Linked DNA regions of Homo sapiens: regions 1 and 2 are each linked to region 3. A link is a loop called in an ENCODE intact Hi-C map of the cell type or tissue named here. Cell type or tissue: endothelial cell of umbilical vein. All regions are shown on one strand.

Region 1 (8,000 bases), 310 kb before region 3:
CAGAGTTTGGAACTTTTTGGTTATTATTTTTTGAAATAATTGCTTGGCCTCTTTCTCATTTTGTTCCTCCAATATATTGACTTATAAATAGTACCCCATAAGTCCCTTAGGGTTTCTTCACTCTTTCATTCTTTTTAAATTTTTGTTCCTTTGATTGGATAATTTCAAATGACATATCTCAGCATTCACAGATTATTTTTTTCTGCTTGATCAAATCTGCAGTTTAACCCCTGTAGTGAATTTCTTCAGGTTATCATATCCTTCAGCTCCAAAATTTTTGCTTTTTCTTTTTAAACATATTTTCTGTATCTTTGTTTAAAGATTTTTGTTCATGGATCATTCTCCTGAGCTCATTAAGCATCTTGATGACAGTAATTTTCAATTATTTTTCAAATATATTGCATGCTTTTTTTCTTCAGGATTGATTTCTGAAGATGTACATTGTTCCTTTACTTTGGCCATGTTTGTTTGTTTCTTCATGTTCTTTGAAGCTTTGTGTTTATATCTATGCATTTGAAAAAACAGCCACATTTCCCAAAGACTAATGAAGACTTCTACAAAGACTAACAAGTAGTCTTCGTAGACTAGCACTATAGAGAGAAAGACTTTTATTGGTCAGCCCAGCTAGAGAATCTGGAGACCTCTCAAACCTTTCCTGTGAATGTATTTTCTCTGGACTTGTGCATCTAAAGCCCCAATTAGAGGGATTTGTTGGTTACTTTTATTCAGGAACTCATAATCTCTTGTGCACTCTGGTGTATGTGGCTTTACAAGTTCTTAGTACTAGAAGAGGAAGCTGTCCCATGCTCTCTGGTTCCCAGTGGCCATCAAGTAGCTCCCTGTCCACACCCTTAGTCATTCTAGACCGCTATCAGTTCCTCAAGCAGTCCTCCAGAAAGCTGAATTGTAGGGTACACACTCTGCTCCTCTCCCTCTCTCCCATTCTGTGTGAGGTATGAGGTGAGACAAAAGCCAATCCCTCAAGCGATTCTCAAAAAACACATGGCGTTGCAGGCAAATTCCATTTTTCTCTCTTTCTCCTTGAGAAGAAGACTCAGATTGAGCACCTTCTCTCAATCATGCAAATCCATGCCAGCTGTAGGCAACTCTCTGCTTTCTGTTGTCTCTGCTACCCCCAGGCCTACAACCTGTGCTAGTTCCTACAGCACTCCAGCTGAGAAAGTAGTTAAGGGAGAAATCAGTCCCTTAGGGAGTTCTCCAAAAAGCTCGGACATTGGAGGCAAACTCCATTTCTCTTTCTACCTTCTGGGGGAGAAGTCTCAGATTAGAGCCTTCTCCCAATCATGCAAAGCGGTACTAATGGCTGCAGGCTGCCAGCCACTTTCTGCTATTCTCAGTTGCCTTCAGGCCTCCAACCTATGTCATGTCAGTTCTATCTGTATTCTGAATGAGAAGTGAGGTGAAACAGAAACCAGTCTCTTATGTAGGGCTCCATAAAGTCAGAATGTTGGATTCTCTTTCTTTCCCCCAAGGCAGAGTCACATGCCAGGGCTTTCTCTATATATACTGAGCTGTATGGGCTTAGGGCAAGAGCTATCACAGGTATAGTGAAATTGTTCTTCTTACACATTTCATTTAAGCTCTTCTCAGCTTTGTGCTCACCTGAGGTATTGCAACTTCTTAACTGGATTCTGGAAACCTCATAAAACTATTTTGGTCGGTGTATCATTGTTAAACCATTATTTAAAGAATGAGGATGGAGACTTCCTATCATGCAGACAGCACTACTTTTTAAATAGCAATTACTACATATATTAGCAAAAACTTTCGCCCAATATGTCAAGATGTTAGTTCTCTTTGTATACCTAGAACATTAAATCTCTAAAGCTATGTTCCTGTGTTAGACTTCTCTCTTCCCGCTATGTGCTTATTGCTGTACCAGGCAATAGGCACAAAGAGGTTTGCAATAAGATGTCATTGTCTATAAGAGATAACTTTTGAGGAGAAGCAGTATATGAAAAGGGTAAGAGTGTAAGCTTTTGCATCAGAAAAACCTGGGTTTAAAGTATGCCTCTTATAGCTTCTGGAATGTAGATAAAATATATAATCTCTCTAATGCAGTTTTGTCATTAGAAAAATGGAGTGATAATACTATCTAACTACTACTGTTACAATAAGGACTAAATAAGGTAATATGTGTCAAGTTCTTAGCCAAGTGTCTGGCACACATACAGTTAAATGCTTAATATTCAAAATGTGTTGAATATTGTTTTCATTGTTTTGCCAGATTTAGTAATAAAAAATGGAATGGCCCTACAAGATAGAGAAAGCTTCTACAATAGCATCAATAAACTCTCATTTCACACTTGCTCTACTGTTACTTTGTTTTATCTTACTGCTTTCTATTTGTTTTCATCACCTGCATTGTGTTCATTTGAAAATGCACAGGGTCTAAACAAATAAAGTCAAGAAAAAATACAAAAGCTGTTTTGAAAGAATTAGTAAATTTCGACAGCAAGCATATTAATGTTGTAAGATTTGGCATATCTTGGGATTCTGAGATAATTACTAGTGAAAGAAATGAATAGAAAACTTAATATTTTTAGTTTCACTTCTCTGTTGAATGGATAATATTTTTATTGTATTTTTTAAAAATCGGTGATATTTCTGAAAAATGAGCAATATATGAAATGATAAATTTATTTAAAAACTCATATAGCTAAATCTAATCAGCTTATGCAATTTTTCTAGTAAAATGATAATTACATATATACAGTTATGTGATTATTCATTCTCCAAATCTATATTTTGTGCATGTATTGTTAATGCTCCACTATTTTAATATGCAAAATGCCATAAAATAGCACTGGTGGGGACCTTAGATAGCATGTCTCATAGTCTCAATTTGTAGAAAAGAAAACTGGGAAATAAACTCGCTGAGACCTACAAAGATCAGACTGGAAATTAGAAGCAAATCTGGGGCTATAATCTTTTCTAATTTATGCTATCTTCATTTTTCACATGATTTATTCACAGCCACAGTCTAAAAGATAAATGTCGGCATTCAATTAAACTAGTACTTTTGACCTCCCAATTTGTCTATCAGTCTTGCATAATGAAAAAGAAGATTGGTAAAAAGTTATCGATTGTCACTTGGGTCTATTTGTTGGCAAGTAAGGAGTCATCAAATACTCCTTATCAAAAAAACACCTGCCTACATTTTATATTTTCTGAAATTTCACTAATTAAATAATTATTTATTTGATTTACATGCGTAAATGCTTCAAAGATCTATTCAGATGCAAGAACTAATGAAAGTAGAGGAGAAAAAGCCATAAATTCAGGGGTTGACTCATTTACATTGAAAGGCAAAAGAGAAAAAATTAGATCTATCAACTGTATGGTCACTCCTGGTGTGCTTGTCTATCTCTCCTATTGGATGAAATACATTTTTAGGACAATGATCAAACTTTATTCATCACTATACCATTCACACCTTCTAGTGACTGGCACTAAGTAAGAGATTAATTGTTACATAAATTTTAAAATTTTTATTTATTAGGCACCTATTATGTGTAATTCACAGTGCTGTGCTGTGTATTTTTCAGTATGCTATCTTTTCCAAATTTAACAATACTTTTGAGGTAGCTATTATTTTCTCCCATTTTACAGAAAAGAAACCTGAGGTAGAGAGATGATAGACAACTTGCCTAAGGTCACACACTTAACAAATGTAGTGCTGGAACTTTAACTCTGGTCCTTGTTTCAAGAGGCACTTCTTTTCCTACACCAAAAAAGCCACAGAGCCCACAGAATTATGGATTATCAGGACTTGAAGATGTCTTTAAACTTATCTAGATACTCAAAACTGGTTATATTAGGGATTAAAATCACTTTTCTATGCTTCATGGCTTCTTGTTTATTCCCAACAGTAGTGTAAATAAGCTGGTCACATTGATTCCTTTCTCACTATTTATTGAAAGCATGGATAATGAATTAAGAATAACTTTGTGGAAGAGAAGAATATTAATAATATTTTATAATATGTTAATAATAAATAATAATGAATTAATAATTAATGAAATAATAACCAGGCCTCCATCCTGGTTTGCAGATGTCTGTCTTCTCATTGTACTTTACATGGCAGAGAGGAAGGAACTTCTCAAGTCTCTTTTTATATGGCACTAATTGCATTCAAGAGGGATCCACCCTCATGACCTAATTACTTCACCATTTATTGCATAATTACTATGTGTGAGAAATATGAATTAATTTATTCTTTACCATTGCAAACCTATGAGATAGAAATCATTATTCTAATTTTTACACACAAGGAACTCAAGCTTAAAGACATTACAGGACTTTTCTAAACTCCCACGTGTATAGTACAGAAACACAGTGGGCCTCTTGGGCTGCATCTAATAAATTATGCTAATAATGTTACTCATAGTGAGGGAGGAACTGGAGATTGGGTTCAACCATATGGGCAATTAATCCTTCAGTTATGCCTACCTAATGAAGCCCCAGTAAAAACTCTGAACATGGGAGTTCAAGTGAGCTCCTGGGATGGCAATACTCTGTAGATAGTGTCGTACATCAATACCAGGAGGTATTCTTTGTCATTAGGACAATAAGAGCTTCACATTTGGAATCCTCTTGGATTCTACCCTACATGTCTCTTTCGTTAGCTGATTCTATCCTTTCCCTGTAGCAAATATTGTGAGTGCAATAGCTTTCAATAAGTCCTGTGAGTCTTTTGAGTGAATTAGCAAACCTGAGGGTGATTTTAGGAAACCTTGAACTTACCTCTTGAAGACCCCAGCCACCTCCTAATACCATCACATTGGGGGTTAGGATTTCAACCTATTAAACTGGGAAGTAGGGCATAAACTTCAAGTCCATAACAGCTTGCTAAGTAGTTCTACCAGATGTCAGTGGCAGCCTGGAAAGGTATCGCCACCTACTGGCATGCACTTGCACTGTGGCTGCAAATGCTGTTTGTTGGATTTGGCAGGCATTACTATAAATCCCCACCCTAGATTCAGAACTTGAAAGCTGAGTTTTCCTGCAGTCCCAGTGTAAGCTGAGTCAATTGCCTAGATTCTGAACAATGTTCCCAGGAGTATCCATCTATATTGACCAGCTAAGGCTTGCAATGTCTCCTCCAAAAGGAATGTGGTAAGACTTCCCTCCAAGTGATATGAAATGGGCTTTATCAATCAGCAAGGCATTACTGACAAGTGGCGGGGTAACTAAGTTATTATTTTCCTTGTACATTTCAGTCTGCTCCATTGAGTAGAGGGAGGATGCTGTTTAGAGATTCTCATATGTTGTGAGGCACACATGGAGCCAATGTAAACTCTTGTGTTGTTGCTTGCCTTGCTGCTGTCACAATTTGTCTCCTGATAAAGCAGGATGTAAGGGGTCACACCCATGTAAATCAGTGGCACGATGCTTATAGAAAAAGAAATGAAGAAAGGAACACTTTATCCCTGGCCCACCTAATACCCTTGAGAAGGTCATGCAATTGATTCAATAATGTAAAACACTCAGATTGTGCACACATGTCTTATTGGGAACTGCTGCTTACCAGCATGCCAAGGGCCTTATGTTCAAAATCCAGAGCCTCAAAAATACTTATAAGGCATTACTACTCTCTTGGAAGTAAATCCAAATCCTTCAGAGGTCAGTTGGTACACTCTAGAGAAGGAAGCAACCATGTATGAACATGGTCATCCAGGACCACCAGGAGTTTATCAGGTAAACAACCAAAGGGTAAAAGCAGTCAGGAACAGACAGAAAACTTAAAAAAAAAAAAAACCCAAATCCCAAAACACCTGTCAAATGCAGCTGTACACTATCCTGTTGACTGTTGGTCTCATCAGTATTATTCTGATTTCACTGGTCTGCAATCTACAAGCTCAAAGCATCTAAGTAAGCCATTATTTCAACTAAACATGGACAATGGTGAAGCCCACATGCCATTGAATTTGGCTAATACAAGCCCTATAACCCAAAGTCTCTACCAGCTTTCCCATCACCAACCAAACCAACAACTGAAGCAAAGGGCCTACAACAAATGGCTAAAAATACAAGTCACAGCACTTTGGGAGTCTGCGTTGTGCAGATCATCTGAGGTCAGAAGTTCAAGACCAGCCTGGCTAACATGGTGAAACCCCATATCTTCTAAAAAAAAAAAAATACAAAATTAGCTGGGTGTGGTGGTGCATGCCTATAATCCCAGCTACTTGAGTGACTGAGGCAGGAGAATTGCTTGAATCCTGGAGGCAGAGGTTACAGTGAACTGAGATTGTGCCATTGCACTCCAGCCTGGGTGACAAGAATGAAACTCAGTCTCAAAAAAAAAAAAAGAAGGCCAGGCATGGTGGCTCATGCCTGTAATCTCAACACTTTGGGAGGCCGAAGCGTGTGTATCACCTGAGGTCAGGAGTTCGAGACCAACCTGGCCAACATGATGAAACGCCGTCTGTACTAAAAAATACAAAAATTAGCTAGGCGTGGTGGCAGGCACCTGTAATCCCAGCTACTCAGGAGGCTGAAGCAGGAGAATCACTTGAACCCGGGAGGTGGAGGTTGCAGTGAGCTGAGATTGCGCCACTGCACTCCAGCCTAGGAGACAGAGCAAGACTCCATCTCAAAATAAATAAATAAATAAATGAAATAAAAAGAAAACAAAAAAATACAAGACATGCCTACAGGCTAATGCTGGCACTCCAAACTCAGGCACAGATATTTTATTTGACATATAACCTGGCATCATATTAATAACAACCAAATTAGGAAATCTGAATCAAAACCAAATTCCAACAAAACTCCTCTCATTACCCATCTAATAGAAACCTTGGACTAATTAGAAAGTTTTAGACATGGCCATCCTTAATGGGGGCTTAAGTGGTGTCAGTTGGGTCTGGCATATTTGTCCATTACAACAGCATCATGATGCCAATATCACCTTTGCTAGCTGTGAACCCAAAATCCCTTTGACTTGAAAGATATTTGCAAGCCAGGCTCCCAGGCCTAACATTGCCTCCAAATGACACAAATGGCTCCGTGTCACTATAATACCATACAGCCACAAAAGTAAGACCCACATTAATGTGAGTGGACATAAACTTGAAAACAATCCTCAGTCCCACATCCTGGATGACATTGCCCCAACCCAAGATTTCATCAATGGAAACGAATTCTTCCCCAGCACCAGAGATGACTTTACCCATGAAGTCAAAGCCTCCATCCCAGTGACACACATGGACTTCTCCTAAGGCCCTGACAAAGTGGACATGAGACATTTATTGCTTTTCTTCCTCTGACATTGAGGATTCTGTTGCTTAGTCTCATTGTCTGCTTAGCCCATGATCCTGGTATACCCCTTGCTTTATGACAAAATACGCACACTCCTCTCTAAAGGAAAATCTGATAGAGGTTACTACTATCTATGACATTCCAAAAATGAATGGAAATTATTACTTTCCCCCAGAGGCAACTGCACATTTCAATCAACCCTAGGCCCCTTGAGGAGAGAACTACCCACTCCAGGACTTTCTTCTATTACCCACCTCCAGTTTTCCACAACAACCTCCTGCCCTGTGTCTTGAATCATGATCATAGTAATCAACCATTTTCATTGGTGATACACAAATATCACTAATCTTTATGTATAATTTACTAAACAATCAACCACATACTCTCCAACAACATAACTGCCAGAACACTTTGCCACTTGACACTTTGCAACTCTACCAAGATATTATTAGAGATCCTGGAAATTTCAGATCTATTTTCTTGACTAATGCCATATAAATGGGAAACTTGGTTATATGCTGGTCTATAAGAAATGCTTATACTTCTACTCATGGTCTTCTTTTCTACTCTCATAATAAAATATTTTCTATACTGTTTAAGGCAATTTATGCCCTATTGTCTAAAGGTTTCCCCTGTTATCACCCCAACGTTTTCTTAATATGATGCAACAGCATGATAGGGCCAGTTGTATTAACCTTGTCTTTTATTTTCTATAT
Region 2 (8,000 bases), 670 kb before region 3:
ACCAATATACAAACTGGAGTGTGGAGCAGCTTCCTGCAGAACCCAAGGAATTAATCTCTATGATTCAGGTCGTCAAACAAAAACTTCCCCAGAAGAATTCCTCTGAAGGGAACAAGCATCACAAGAGTACACCTCTACTCATTCACTGCAGGTGCGTGGGATTTGGTAGAATGTGCTCTCAAAATCATAATGCTTGACTTCTCGGTTCACATGTTGTCTTATCTAGTTATCCTCATATATGAAACACATAACCACAGTAAAAACTTCTTATGGAGTCGGTCACTCTCTTGGTTGTTTCCACAACACAACTATTGTAGAAATATAATAGAAGTGATTATATTATAGTGCAATAATTTTAAGTTGTGTTTTTTAATACTTGGTGTCATGTCATCTTTGATTCCTTGGTAGCTAACATTGAGCCAGGAATGTCATTTGTGTGAATGAATTAATGAATGGAAGGGTGTGTGAACAGATAGGTAGATGGGTATCACCTTACACATATACCCATATACATTGATCTACTCTATTAGGTGTCACAAAGACACCTAATATGTTTAATGAACACAAAGTTTATTAAACATATTTTAAGTTAAATATTAACTGAAATCACAAAGCTTAGCAATTTTGATTTGAAACTCATTATTTAATTTTCTAAACTGAACCAAAGGCAAAGATTGTGGTAATATCAATAATACTACTAGATTTTATTAGTTTCTTCATCTGTGATAGGTGCTTACATATTCACCTTAAATAAGCAATATAATTGAAAGAAAGATATATAATATAAAAGTTTACATGAAAAAGAATATTGAAGTAAATGAGAAACGAAAAATAGTAAAGTAAAATGAGAAATGTTTATCTAGTGAAAAACTTTTGGAATTTTTGAAAAAGTCTAATTGTTATTATTGGAATTGCATATACTAGAATCAAGCCTTAAGAAATATATGAATTTTCAGCATTTATGTGGAAAGAAAGCTGAGGAAGGGAAGTTTACACTGTAAAACTATATATGTTTCTTAGAATATGATTTATGTACAATAACTAAAGTGTCCTGCTGATAACATATTGTTTAAATTGAATCTTTATGATAATGCTTTATACTTCTCATTGTTTGGTAAACTATTTGATTGCCCTCTTTTTAGTGAATAATTCTACTAGGTATTACTTTTCTACTGATGCAGAAGTGAAAACATTTGTGAAACGTGGTAGAGAGGCAGAAGAGTGAAGAAGAGCATGTGTTCTAGTAATTTACAAAATATTAGGTCTAATATTTCTGATTACATCAGCTTTCTCTTCTCCAAATCTTGGTTTCCTTATCTATCATACTGGCATTCTGATATTGGTTTCAACAACTTCAGATGTAAATAAAAATGCATTAAAATCCATAAAATACTAAATAAAAGAAAATATATTTGTAAAGTCGAAGACAAATAAGTTTTCAATTCCAGGATTATCACACTCTTAAATTGAAAAATTTGCCTAAAAATGCATTTAGCGTAAATAATTTGGTTCTTGAAAGAGGTTGGAATAAGATAATTATGATAAACATGAAGCAAAAAATATATTCTCTCTCTTCCTGTTTTTATTCTAATATCACCCTTTTTGGTGAGAAGTAGGATTATTTTCTATCTTTTCTTTCTTTTATAGGGATGGATCTCAGCAAACGGGAATATTTTGTGCTTTGTTAAATCTCTTAGAAAGTGCGGAAACAGAAGAGGTAGTGGATATTTTTCAAGTGGTAAAAGCTCTACGCAAAGCTAGGCCAGGCATGGTTTCCACATTCGTAAGTATCCTTCACCATTGCTTTTAACATGCTCGGAATTTTTTTTTTCTTTTTGACGGTTTCCTTTTTTCTTTTCTCCTCTCCTTTCCTCTCGTTTGTTCTTTTTTCCCCTTTCCTTTTCTCTTCTCTATTTTCTTTCCTATTCTTTTAGCTTTTCTACTTTTACATGATAATTCACATTAAATTATTATAAGTCTAAATAAGAGCCTAAAGTTTACTAGCACTTTGTTGTGACAGTTCATGAAGAGCCTTTCCCTAAATGCTCATGAATTTCTTAATTTTCTTTCCTTCACTCCTGTATCGATTTGTGTTGTGTAACAAACCACCCCCAAATTTGGGAGCCTAAACAAATAACATTTATTATGGTTCAGTAGTCTAATGATATGCTGGAATGTTCTGCTGGTGCCCTCAGGCTCAGGCAATAGAGACCAGGCTGACTCATGTGTCTGCCTTCAGCTGATGTGTGCCCTACAGTTTGGCTGGTCTAAAGTGACCTACACTGCCAGTAGGCTGGCATGTGGCTGCCATTTAGCTATGGCAACAACAGTGAGTGGGCCACATGTCCCTCCTCATCCAGAAGACTAGCCCAGGCCTATTCACATTAAAGCAGCAAGTTCCACAAGGGAAAGAAGACTTGTGTGAGACCACTTGAGGCCCAGGCTTAAAAGTGACACACATGTCTTCTTCTGTATGTTATTAGCCAAATAAATAAGTCATAAAGCCTGCCCAGATTCAAGGGGTAGGGAAATAGACTCCACTTCTTGAGAGGGCCTGCAAATTCACATTGCAAAGAAATGTGGATACAGGAAGGAAAATAAGTTTTATATTCTTGTAATCGATCTATCGTGTATACCCTCTATGTGGTAGTAACTGTAGATGGTCATCTGGGAATTAATCCTTATTCACAGTGTAAACTTAATTACTCACTAAAATATATAAAGCTTTTAATCATGTATGATATTGAGATTTCATATCTTGGTACTTAAAAATGTATCAAATGCTTGCTATGTGCTCTTGCTATAAAGAGCTAATTGGTATGAGGGAAAGCCAGGTATTTACTAATCAATGTAGTGAGTAAAATGACAGAAAAATTATAAGAAGAACATGAATGAGGGCATTTAATTTAAACTTTAGGAATCAAGAAACGCTTCTCGAAGCAGTGATTCCTGCCCTGATTCTTAAATAATGTGTAGGCATTAGACAGGAGGATAAGTACAAAACGTGGCATCATGAGCAAAGGCATGGAAATGGCCCATGAGCGGAGTGAACACTGGTTTGGGGTTGCTCCAAGGTAAAGTTCAAAAAGTATCCTGCAGTCAACCCTTTAGCACCATAAAGAAACTAAATTATTTAGATGTTTTTATGAGAACATATCAAAAAGTACTTTTCTGTCATCCAATACTTCCACAAATAAATCATTAGTTCTTGCTAATCTTCATCTGGCATAAAAATAATGACATCAACTTTCTTCATGTAATTTCCCACTTAATTCCTTTACTAGGAGCAATATCAATTCCTATATGACGTCATTGCCAGCACCTACCCTGCTCAGAATGGACAAGTAAAGAAAAACAACCATCAAGAAGATAAAATTGAATTTGATAATGAAGTGGACAAAGTAAAGCAGGATGCTAATTGTGTTAATCCACTTGGTGCCCCAGAAAAGCTCCCTGAAGCAAAGGAACAGGCTGAAGGTTCTGAACCCACGAGTGGCACTGAGGGGCCAGAACATTCTGTCAATGGTCCTGCAAGTCCAGCTTTAAATCAAGGTTCATAGGAAAAGACATAAATGAGGAAACTCCAAACCTCCTGTTAGCTGTTATTTCTATTTTTGTAGAAGTAGGAAGTGAAAATAGGTATACAGTGGATTAATTAAATGCAGCGAACCAATATTTGTAGAAGGGTTATATTTTACTACTGTGGAAAAATATTTAAGATAGTTTTGCCAGAACAGTTTGTACAGACGTATGCTTATTTTAAAATTTTATCTCTTATTCAGTAAAAAACAACTTCTTTGTAATCGTTATGTGTGTATATGTATGTGTGTATGGGTGTGTGTTTGTGTGAGAGACAGAGAAAGAGAGAGAATTCTTTCAAGTGAATCTAAAAGCTTTTGCTTTTCCTTTGTTTTTATGAAGAAAAAATACATTTTATATTAGAAGTGTTAACTTAGCTTGAAGGATCTGTTTTTAAAAATCATAAACTGTGTGCAGACTCAATAAAATCATGTACATTTCTGAAATGACCTCAAGATGTCCTCCTTGTTCTACTCATATATATCTATCTTATATAGTTTACTATTTTACTTCTAGAGATAGTACATAAAGGTGGTATGTGTGTGTATGCTACTACAAAAAAGTTGTTAACTAAATTAACATTGGGAAATCTTATATTCCATATATTAGCATTTAGTCCAATGTCTTTTTAAGCTTATTTAATTAAAAAATTTCCAGTGAGCTTATCATGCTGTCTTTACATGGGGTTTTCAATTTTGCATGCTCGATTATTCCCTGTACAATATTTAAAATTTATTGCTTGATACTTTTGACAACAAATTAGGTTTTGTACAATTGAACTTAAATAAATGTCATTAAAATAAATAAATGCAATATGTATTAATATTCATTGTATAAAAATAGAAGAATACAAACATATTTGTTAAATATTTACATATGAAATTTAATATAGCTATTTTTATGGAATTTTTCATTGATATGAAAAATATGATATTGCATATGCATAGTTCCCATGTTAAATCCCATTCATAACTTTCATTAAAGCATTTACTTTGAATTTCTCCAATGCTTAGAATGTTTTTACCAGGAATGGATGTCGCTAATCATAATAAAATTCAACCATTATTTTTTTCTTGTTTATAATACATTGTGTTATATGTTCAAATATGAAATGTGTATGCACCTATTGAAATATGTTTAATGCATTTATTAACATTTGCAGGACACTTTTACAGGCCCCAATTATCCAATAGTCTAATAATTGTTTAAGATCTAGAAAAAAAAAATCAAGAATAGTGGTATTTTTCATGAAGTAATAAAAACTCGTTTTGGTGAATTCTGTAATAGCTTATCATGAAGGTCAAACACAACCTTTAGATTGGTTTGGTTTTCTATATCTTTACTCTTTTGTCTGATTTTATATGTCTTAACTATACAGCACCGATTATTGTCCATTCAACTCACATTTATTTTGTGTCCCTACTTCTAATTATTTCACTATTGTAACATATAAAATTAACAATTAACCCTTATAGTAGTATATAGATCCTTGTGCTTATTTAACAGATGAAAAGAAGTAAATTTTACAATGAAGCCACAGTTTCTAATTTATATTAAGGTTACTTATTACATCTTTACTTATTAATGAGAAAAGGGGATTAGAATCACCAATTATGGGCACAAAAAATAAAGTTTGCTTTCACTTACCTCTTCAGTCACTCAAACTATTATGCATTCTTTTCTTTTATTGAAACTTGATCAGTTGCCATTTTCTAGATAATGTAGTTAAAATTTGCAGTTCTCATGTTCAATAGAACATTATGATGTATGCCTACTTTATCTGTTAATTGCTTCAAAATACAAATAGCAGAAAGTCTAAATAATCTACAAGCAAAGTTTTTCTTCAGAAGTTTCAATTGCAAGTAACATCTTCCAAATGTAGTTGTGTGTTTTAAATGTGTTTTCCACCTGACACTATCTTTTGAAAGATTAAAAACTACTTAGAAAATAGAGCAATAATAATTTCTATTAGTTTAAGAATCAAGCTTGAGACTTTTTTTCTACATATGGGAATTTGTTGTAAAGAAAGAGATGAAATAGTGGCTCAGAAAGCCCACTACTTTGTGAGAACATATACTAAACCGAAGGTGAGACCCATGGCACTAGAACATGGAATTATATGTCTATGATTTTTACCTGTAGAAAGAAATAATATGTGAATTATAGGTCTATGTCTATGGCCATGGGTTGCATTAATGGGGATCTGTTACAAGGTATAAAAGATTTATTTGCTAAAGTTTGGCACTGCCATTATTAATTCTAGGATCCAGTCAGAAATATTAAGCAAAAAGTTTTGACTTACAAAAGCCTGGTACACTGTAGGGATAATGTTATGAATCCAGAACATTACATTTATTGGGCAAAAAGAAACTTCTAGGTTTCTTTTAAAGTTGTTTGCTTTATTCCTGGTATTAGAATTCAATGGGAATAAAAGATACATTTAGTAAGCCTAAACTTCAGGTCCCAAGCTATTAATTGTGTACATAAGTGACAAATAAATATTTTCATTTAAGAGATATATATATTTTAATATTTTCTTGCAAGAGGAAAACTGTGTAAAGTGATTAGCTGAACATCTGTCTTTGCAAAGATAATTTTAAATGCGTTAAGCTTCCCCTCAGAATTCTTATATTTGTACAGAGAAATTTTCCTGTTTTTTTCCCTCTAAAATATTAAACATAAAATTTATTTTTACAACTAACTAGGACTGATCTTAATTTTAGATTTATACCAGATATTGGTTATAAGATGATTTCATAACACCATATTAGATCTGAATAAGTGAATGCTATTTGCTCCTAGCTAATTGCAGCATGTTTCTTGATATGAAGACCTTAAAATATATCACTTCAAAGGAAATGAATATCTGTTAAAATGAGTAGAAAAGGCTATGCTTTCAATCTCCTACACAAATTTTACATCTGGAATGATCTGAAGGTTCTTCAAAGACATTCAAAATTAGGCTTTTTTATGTCCTGTTTTAAGTGAAAATATTTATTCTTCTAAGGGTCCATTTTATTTGTATTCATTCTTTTGTAAACCTCTTTACATTTCTCTTTACATTTTATTCTTTGCCCAAATCAAAAGTGATTCCTAAATTTTAATTATATTTGTAGGACAATTAAAAGCTTTTGATAACTTACAACAAATGAATTCTTGTTTTTTGCTAAGATCCCGTAAAGAAAACTCTTCTTCTTTATTCAAACTATCCATGATTACTTTCTTCAAAATGACATGAAATTTGATTGTCAGATAAAATACAAGGCATTGGGTTACATTCGAATTTTAAATGAAACAAGAATAGTTTTTTAGTGCAAGTATGTCTCATGCAGTATTTGGGACATATTTGCACCAAAAATTGTTTCTTGTTTATTAGAAATTTAAATTTAACTTGGCATCCTATTTTTTTTAATCTCGCAGCTTTAACATGAAAGAATCAACTATATCTACTTCACTTAAAAGAACATTTGTAGTTCTCCTTGCAGAGAGAGACTTCACCTCTCTAGTTAGCTGTATTCCTAAGCATTTTATTATTTTTGTGGCAATTGTGAATGGGAGTTTGCCTCTCAGCTTGGCTATTGTTGGTTATAGCAATGCTAGTGATTTTTGCACATTGATTTTGTATCCTGAGACTTTGCTAAAGTTATTCATTATCCTGAGAAGCTTTTGGGCTGAGACTATAGGATTTTCTAGATACAGGATCATGACGGCTACAAGCAGGAATAGTTTGACTTCCTCTCTTCCTATTTGCATGCCCTTGCTTTCTTTCTCTTGCCTGATTGCCCTGGCCAGAACTTCCAATACTATGTTGGACAGTAGTGGCGAGAGAGGGCATCCTTGTCTTGTGGCGGTTTTCAATGGGAATACTTCCAGCTTTTACTCATTTAGTATGATGGTAGCTGTGGGTTTATCATATGTGGCGCTCATTATTTTGAGGTATGTTTCTTCAATACCTAGATTATCAAGAGATTTCAACATGAATGGATGTTGAATTTGATCAAAAATCTTTTCTGCAGCTATTGAGATAATCATGTAGTTTTTGTCTTTAGTTCTGTTTCTGTGATGAATCACATTTATTGATTTGTGTTTGTTGAACCAACCTTGCATCCCAGGGATAAAGTCTACTTGATCATGGTGGATAAGCTTTTTGATGTACTGCTGGATTTGGTTTGCTAGTATTTTGTTGAGAATTTTTGCATCAACATTTGTCAAGGATATTGGCCTGATGTTTTCTTTTTTTGTTGTATCTCCGTCAGGTTTTGGTATCAAGATGATGCTGGCCTCACTGAATGAGTTAAAAAGGAGTTCCACCTTTTCAGTTTTTTTTTGGAATAGTTTCAATAGGAATGGTACCAGCTATTCTTTGTACATATGGTAGAATTCAGCTGTGAATCCACTGGGTCCTGGGCTTTTTTTATTGT
Region 3 (8,000 bases):
TGATATTTTCTCCAAAATGAAATGCAACTAAAACAAAAAATAGACAATGGGAATTAATTAAACTAAAAAGCTTCTGCACAGTAGAAAAAAAAAAACAGAATAAACAGACCATCTACAGAAAGGGAGAAAATATTTGCAAATTATGCTTCTGGCAAAGGATTCATATTCAGAATCTACAAGGAACTCAAACAACTCAACAAGAGAAAAAACATACAACCCCATTAAAAGTTGGGCAAAGGACATGAACAAACATTTCCCAAAAGAAGAAATGCAAGCAACCAGAAAATACATGAAAAAAATAAACCTTAACATCATTAATCAACAGAGAAATGAAAATTATGACTACAATGAGATATCATGTTATGTTACACCAATCAGAATGGCTAATACTATTTGTTTTGGAGCACACACATTTATTTATTTATTTATTTTTAATTTTACTTTAAGTTCTGGGATAAATGTGCAGAACATGCAGGTTTGTTACATAAGTATGCATGTGCCATGCTGGTTTGTTGCACCTGTCAACCCATCATCTAGGTTTTAAGCCCCCCATGCATTAAGTATTTGTCCTAATGCTCCCTCCCCTTACCCCCGACCCCACAACAAGGTCCAGTGTGTGTTGTTCCCCTCCCTGTGTCCTGTGTTCTCAATGCTCAACTCCCACTGATGAGTGAGAACATGCGGTATTTAGTTTTCTGTTCCTGTGTTAGTTTGCTGAGAATAATGGTTTCCAGCTTCATCCATGTCCGTGCAAAGGACATGAACTCATTCTTTTTTATGGCTGCATAGTATTCCACGGTGTGTATGTGCCACATTTTCGTTATCCAGTCTATCATTGATGGGCATTTGAGTTGGTTCCATGTCTTTGCTATTGTAAACAGTGCTGCAATAAACATAAGTGTGCATGTGTCTTTACAGTAGAATTATTTATAATCCTTTGGGTATATACCTAGTAATGGGATTGCTGGGTCAAATGGTATTTCTGGTTCTAGATCCTTCAGGAATCACCACACTGTCTTCCACACAATGGAAGAACTAATTTACACTCCCATCAACAGTGTAAAAGCATTCCTATTTCTCCACAGCCTCGCCAGCATCTGTTGTTTCCTGACTTTTTAATGATCACCATTCTAACTGGCATGAGATGGTATCTCATTGTGGTTTTGATTTACATTTCTGTAATGTCCAGTGATGATGAGGTTTTTTCATATGTTTGTTGGCTGCATAAATGCCTGCTTTTGAGAAGTGTCTGTTCATATATGATTTCCATTTTTTGCATTTGCTGAGGAGTGTTTTACTTCCAATTGTGTGGTTGATTTTAGAATACATGCTATGTGGTGAATGTATATTCTATTGATTTGGGGTGAAGAGTTCTGTAAATGTCTATTAGGTCTGCTTGGTCCAGAGTAGAGTTCAAGTCCTGATTATCCTTGTTAATTTTCTGTCTCATTGGTCTAATATACATAGTGGTGCGTTAAAGTCTCCCATTATTATTGTGTGGGAGTCTAAGTCTCTTTGTAGGTCTCTAAGAACTTGTTTATATGAATCTGGGTGCTCCGGTACTGGGTGCATATATATTTAGGATAGTTAGCTCTTCTTATTGCATTGATCTCGTTACCATTATGTAATGTTCTTCTTTGTCTTTTTTGATCTTTGTTTGTTTAAAGTCTGTTTTATCAGAGACCAGGATTGCAACCCCTGCTTTTTTTTTTTCTTTCCATTTACTTGGTATATATTCCTCCATACCTTTATTTTGAGCCTATGTGTGTCTTTGCACATGAGATGGGTCTTCTGAATCCAGCATACCTATGGGTCTTGACTGTATCCAATTTGCCAGTATGTGCCTTTTAATTGGGACATTTAGTCCATTTATGTTTAAGGTTAATAATGTTATGTGTGAATTTGATCCTGTCATCATGATGCTAGCTGGTTATTTTGCAACTGGGTACCTCAGTTGGAAATGCAGAAATCACCTCCCTCTGTATTGGTCTCACTGGGACCTGCAGACCAGAGCTATTCCTATTTGGCCATCTTGACCCCTCCCCAGAATGGCTATTATTGAAAAGTCAAAAAAACAAGTGTTGGCATGGATGAGGAGAAAGGGGGCTGCTTATACAATGTTGATGGGAATGTAAATTAGTACAATCTTTATAGAAAACAGTATGAAGGTTTCTCAAAGAACTAAAAACAGAACTCCTATTCCATTCAGCAAGCCCACTACTGGTTATCTACCCAAAAGAAAATAAATCATTACATCAAACAGACACTTGTATTTGTATCTTCATTGTAACATTGTTCACAATGACCAAGTCATGGAACCAACCTACGTGTTCATCAAGAGTCAACTGGATAAAGATAATGTGATAAATATACACCATGGAATACTATGCAGCCATAAAAAATAAAATCATGCCCTTTGCAGCAACATGGATTAAGCCAGAGGCCATTGAGTGAACTGACTCAGAACCAGAAAACCAAATACCGTATGTTCTCACCTATAAGTGGAAGCTAAACAATGGATATACAGGAACATAAAATGGAAATAATAGAAACTGGTGACTCTAAAAGGGAGGACTCTGGAAGAGGGGCAACAGTTGAAAAATTATCTATCAGGTATAATGTTCACTATATGGGTGATGGGTATATCAGAAGCTCAATCCCCTCCTGCATGCAATATACCCATGTAACAGACAAGCACTTGTACCTCCTTAATGTCAAATTAAGAATTAAATAAATTAAGAAAAGGAAGTAAAAGGCAAACATGCTATAGAGTGGGAAAAGATATCTCAAATACATAAAATGCTAAAAGCATTTTAGAATTTCTAAAAAGTAAATTTCAAATTATTAACTTAAAAATAGGTAAAAATTCAAGACATATAAGCAAAGACTTGAAAAGAAGTCTTCACTTTCAGAAAGAAGGATATCAAAATGAACAATAAACATTTGAAAAGACTCTCAATATTATTAGTCATCAGAAAAATGCAAATTAAAATCATGACATACCACTATATATCCACCATGGCTAAAATTAAAAAGAATTTCAATATCAAATGTTGGTGAAATTTTGGAGTAAATGAAACTCTTCCACATTAATTACAGAAGTGTGATTTGATACAAACATTTTAAAAAACTTTGGCAGTATCTACTAAAATTAGATATACTAGATATATCTCTAATTCCATTCTTGAATGCATTCCCAACCAAAATAAGCACTACATCCAATGAAAGCCATAGCCAAGAATATTTATAGTATTTTTATGTACCATATCCACAAATCATAAAGAACTCAATTTTCATCACCAATAGAATGAGGAAATAAACTGTGGAATCTTCACACAATAGAACACCACAAAATAACGTAAAACAACAAAGTTCTGATACATGCAACAAAAACAAAGATAACCCTCAATGCTATAATAATAACAAAAAGAAGTAAAGCAAAACTAATTTTAATATTTTGGTGACAGATTTCAAGATAAAGGGTTCCCTCATGTGCAGAAGGATGAGAAAAAAGGATACAGGGTTGATCAAATCACCTAGGAAGTCAGAGTAGATAGAAAAGATGAGGATCTTAAAAATAATCTTGACAAAGAACAGTCAATGGAGTAAGAGACAAAAATAGAAGCACTTGTTTATGTAAGACAAATGCTAAAAAAATTCCATAAAGGATCAACCCTATCAAATGCTACTTGGAGCATAAAATGTCCGTGGTAAAAATTAAACACTAGACTGAAGGACTTCAGCAAGATGGTGGAAAAGGAAGCTCCTGATGTTTCCTCCTCCCATCAATTCACTAATAACTTACACACTGATCAAGTTCCTCTGAGAGAAATCCAGAAGCTAGTTTCACACAGAGGGCAAATGAGAAAATATCCACATTAAATTGAGTAGAAAAATCTGAGACATACTTGTACCACAAACCCCACCCCAAGCACAGCACCTTACCATCAGAAGGGAACTCCCAATTCACAACTTCTCACTAAGGAGTGAAGGGTTTAGACCTTACACATAGTACTCGAACTTTTACAGTTGCCAGCTGAGAAATCAGCTTCTAAGTCACTTAGCTTTGGGAGTAAACAGGGCTCAGAATTCATGAGTGTTATAGCACCACAATGAACAGAGGCAGTTTTAATGATCACTTTCATCAGCTATCCCCTCCAGGTTCCATGCAGCGTGAGCAAGCAAAAATGTCCATCTCCCAGCTTCTCACTTGAAGAGGTCTTACTGTATACTTTCCTAGCTCCTGCCTAAAGGTCAGGCATCTAATTAGCCTGCATCTGGGAACTGAAGGAAAAATGAATAGAAATCCTCCAGAGGTTTGAATGGGCATGTGTGCACTTCTCATGCCTTCTCCTCTCAGCTTGCTTGCTCTAGCAACAAAGCTGTATCTCCAGCTCTCTCTGGAAGGAGTTTGTCCACACCTCAAGTATCCTAACTTTTACAGCTCCCAATCAAGGGACTAGCTCCAAAGTCACCTCCCCCTGGGAGCTAAAAGGGATCAGCATTTGTAACTTCTCAGAACCACAGCCAAAAAAAAAGAGGCCATTTTAAATGAGTGCACACTTCTAGCATCTGTTTCTCACAATTCAAGACAGAGTTAGAAAACACAAATGATAAGCTTTGAGTTGCTTTCTGGAAGAAGTTTGACAGCACACCTAATGTCTCGACTATCCCAACTGTTGCCTGTGGGCCAGGCTTTTAATTAGGCTGTATCTGGGAGCTGATGAAGCAATCCATAGTCCTCTTGGAGCCTGAAATGGCATCTCACAGCTCCTCCTGCTGGAATGCTCCAGTGATAGAACTAAGCTTCCAGCTAAGCCACCTGTCTCTAAGAGTGGGTGGAACTTGGTATCCACTGGAGTGACAAAGAGCAAAGCAATGGATTGAAAGAGTGTGCTGTCTGAACAAGAGTACAGACATTTGCCACAGATACTCTGTCCAGTTTAGTGCAGAGCAAGTGAGAGATAAACTCTAGCTTCCACTGTTTCCTTGAAGAGAAGGGAAACTAGACCTCACATCTAGAACCCAAAATTTTTCATTTTCTTGAAGGACTGGCTTCTATCTCACCTATTTCAAGACACTATTGAGACTTGGCACACCCTAATCTCCTGCGATCCACTAAGAACAAAAGCAGTGATTTTTGACAGGTACGAAGATTTGAGAGGTACCCAGTATTTCTAGCTAGGCTAGCTGATGAAGTTTAACTCCCACATGAGGCCAATCTGACCAGGTGGCTATCTTATCTAATGTACAAAAATCAACACAAAGTCTAAAGGAAAGTGAAGTAACAGGAAAAATATATTCCAAACACAAAAGCAAGATAAATCTCCATAATCTAATAAAGTGGAAATAATTGATTTATCCAACAGATAATTTAACATAATGGTCATAAAGATGCTCATCAAGGTCAGGACAGCAATGCGTGAACAAACTAGGAATTTCACCAAAGAGATATAAAATATTCTTTAAAATACCAAGCAGAATTTATAGAGCTGTAGAATACAACAACTGAGCTAAAAAATTCAACAGGGAGATTCAACAACAGAATAGATCAAGTGACGGAAAGGATCAGGAAACCCAAAAAAAGGTCATCTGAAATTAGCCAGTCAGTGAAACAAAAGAGAAAAAATAATTTAAAAGCACGAAGATAGCTTAAGTAACAATGAGATGCCATCAAGCAGACCAATATACACATTATGAATATTCCAGAAGAAGAGAGAGAGAGAGAAACAAGTAGAAAACATATTCAAAGAAATGTTTAAAAATGTCCCAAACCTGGGGAAGGAAGTAAACAGCCAGATGCAGAAATCCCAAACAACACCAAATGAGATAAATACAAAACGATCCAAAGACAAAGAAATTTTGAGAGCAGCACTAGAAAAACAGCTTGTTACATGAAGGGAGCCTCTGTCAGACTATCAGTGGATTTTTCAGCAAAAAGATAGGAAGACCTCAAGTTAACAACCTAAGATCACACCTCAAGGAACTAGAAAAATAAAAACAAACAAAACCCAAAGCTAGCAGAAGAAATGAAATTACAAAGATCAGAACGGAACGAAATAACATTAAGACCAAAAATAAATAAATGAAAAGTTCGTTTTTTGAAAAGATAAACAAAGTTGATAGATCACTCACTAGAATAACCAAGAAAAAAGATTTAAATAATCACAATAAGAAATAATAAAGGTGATATTACAAATGATACCACAGAAATACAAGATTATCAGAGACTACTATAGACAGCTCTACAGACGCAAACCAGAAAACTTAGAAGAAATGAATAAATTCTTGGAAACATAAAACCACCCAAGATTGAACCGGGAAGACATAGAAATTCTGAACACACCAGTAATGAGTAGTAAAATAGAATCACTCCTTTAAAAATCTCCCCCACACACACAAAAGCAAGCCCAGGACAAGATGGATTCACAGAATTGTATCAGATATACAAAGAAGAATTGATATGAATCCTACTGAAACTATTCCAAAAAAGCAAAGATGAGGGAATCCTTCCTAACTCTTTCTGTGAACTCAGTATCATCCTGACACCAACTCCAAGCAAGGACACACGAAATAAAGAAAACTACAGGCGAATATCCTTGACGAACATAGATACAAAAATCTTCAACAAAATACTGGCTAGCCAAATCCAATAGTCCATCAAAAAGATAGTACACCATGATCAAGTGGGCTTTATTCCAGGAATGCAAAGATAATTCATTATATGCAAATCAATCAGTGCAATTGATCACATTACAGAACTAAAAACAAAACAATATGATCATCCCAATCGACGCAAAAAAGGCATTCAGAAAAATTCAATATCCCTTCATGATAAAAAAAACTCTCACAATATAGGCATTAAAGAAACATATCTAAAAATAAAAGCCAGAACAGACAAACCCACAGACAATATTATACTGAATAGAGAAAAGTTGAAAGCATTCCCTGTAAAAACTAGAACAAGACATGCATGCCCACTCTCACCAATCCTATTCAACGTATTGCTGGAAGTCCTAGCCAGAGCAATTAGGCAAGACAACAAAATAAAAGGCATCCAAAATAGAATAGAGACAGTCAAATTATTTCTATTCACTGGTGATATGAGTTTATGTCTAGAAAACTCTAGACTCCTCCAAAAGCTCCTAGATTTAATAAATTACTTCAGTAAAGTTTCAGAACACAAAATCACTGTATAAAAATCAGTAGCATTTCTATACACCAACAACAGTCAAGATGAGAACAAAGTCAAGAAGGTAATCTTGTTTATAATAGCTTCAAAAGTAAAATAAAATACCTAGGAATATATTCAACCAAGGAGGTAAAAGACCTTTACAAAAAGAATTACAAAATCCTGATGAAAGAAATAGATGACACAAACAAATGAAAAAACATTGCATGCTCATAGATTGGAAGACTCTATATTGCTAAAATGAACATATGGCCCAAAGCAGTTTACAGATCCAATGTCATCCCTTTCAAATTACCAGCATCATTTTCAACAGAATTAGAAAAAACAAATTTAAAATTCATTAGGAACCAAAAAAAAAAAAAAAAAAAAAAAGAAAAGCTCAAGTAGTCAAACAACAATGAAAGAATAAAGCTAAAGGCATTATATTACCTGACTTGAAATTATACTACAAGGTTATAGTAAGCAAAACAGCATGATGCTGATATAAAAACAGACACACTTTTCAGTGATACAGAGCAGAGAACCCAGACATAAAACCACATACCTAAAATTAAGTTTTCTTCAATAAAGTCAACAAAAATATATACACTGGGGAAAGGACAACCTATTCAGTAAATGGTGCTGGAAAAATTGTATTGCCATGAGCAGAAGAAAGAAACTGGGCCCCATCTCTCCAGGCTAGCTGATGAAGTACCAAACTGTATACTGTATACAAAGACTAACTCAAGATGGATTGAAGACTTAAATGTATGATGTGACACTATATAAGTCTTAGAAAAAAAAACTGAGGAAAAACTCTTCTAGACGA

Evidence for each region. Peaks named below come from ENCODE experiments on the same cell type or tissue, not always from the same donor. Only the 100,000 strongest peaks of a DNase experiment are listed, where the experiment ranks them.
Region 1: it touches region 3 in a loop (2.0-fold over the local background); 4 of 110 quality-filtered maps call a loop at or near these places.
Region 2: a loop joins it to region 3, with 2.4 times the contacts of the local background. A loop is called at or near these places in 3 of 110 quality-filtered maps.

Annotation. Positions count from the first base shown.
Region 1 is chr1:199,108,536-199,116,535 of GRCh38, forward strand. All of the region lies in intron 2 of LOC107985243 (a long non-coding RNA gene), which reads right to left. Among named protein-coding and RNA genes, the nearest start is that of LINC02789, 36 kb to the right of the region's middle. RefSeq lists an enhancer at 7,916-8,000. In endothelial cell of umbilical vein, a CTCF peak has its summit at 4,918 (motif pointing left); a DNase peak (open chromatin) is centred at 4,916.
Region 2 is chr1:198,752,622-198,760,621 of GRCh38, forward strand. PTPRC (protein tyrosine phosphatase receptor type C) reads left to right here. Exons shown (of 33, transcript NM_002838.5): 31 at 1-151; 32 at 1,648-1,783; 33 at 3,285-4,855. The coding sequence ends at 3,560. Among named protein-coding and RNA genes, the nearest start is that of PTPRC-AS1, 89 kb to the left of the region's middle. In endothelial cell of umbilical vein, no CTCF peak of the experiment used is centred here; no DNase peak of the experiment used is centred here.
Region 3 is chr1:199,417,641-199,425,640 of GRCh38, forward strand. No RefSeq gene overlaps it. Among named protein-coding and RNA genes, the nearest start is that of LINC02789, 270 kb to the left of the region's middle. In endothelial cell of umbilical vein, no CTCF peak of the experiment used is centred here; a DNase peak (open chromatin) is centred at 4,761.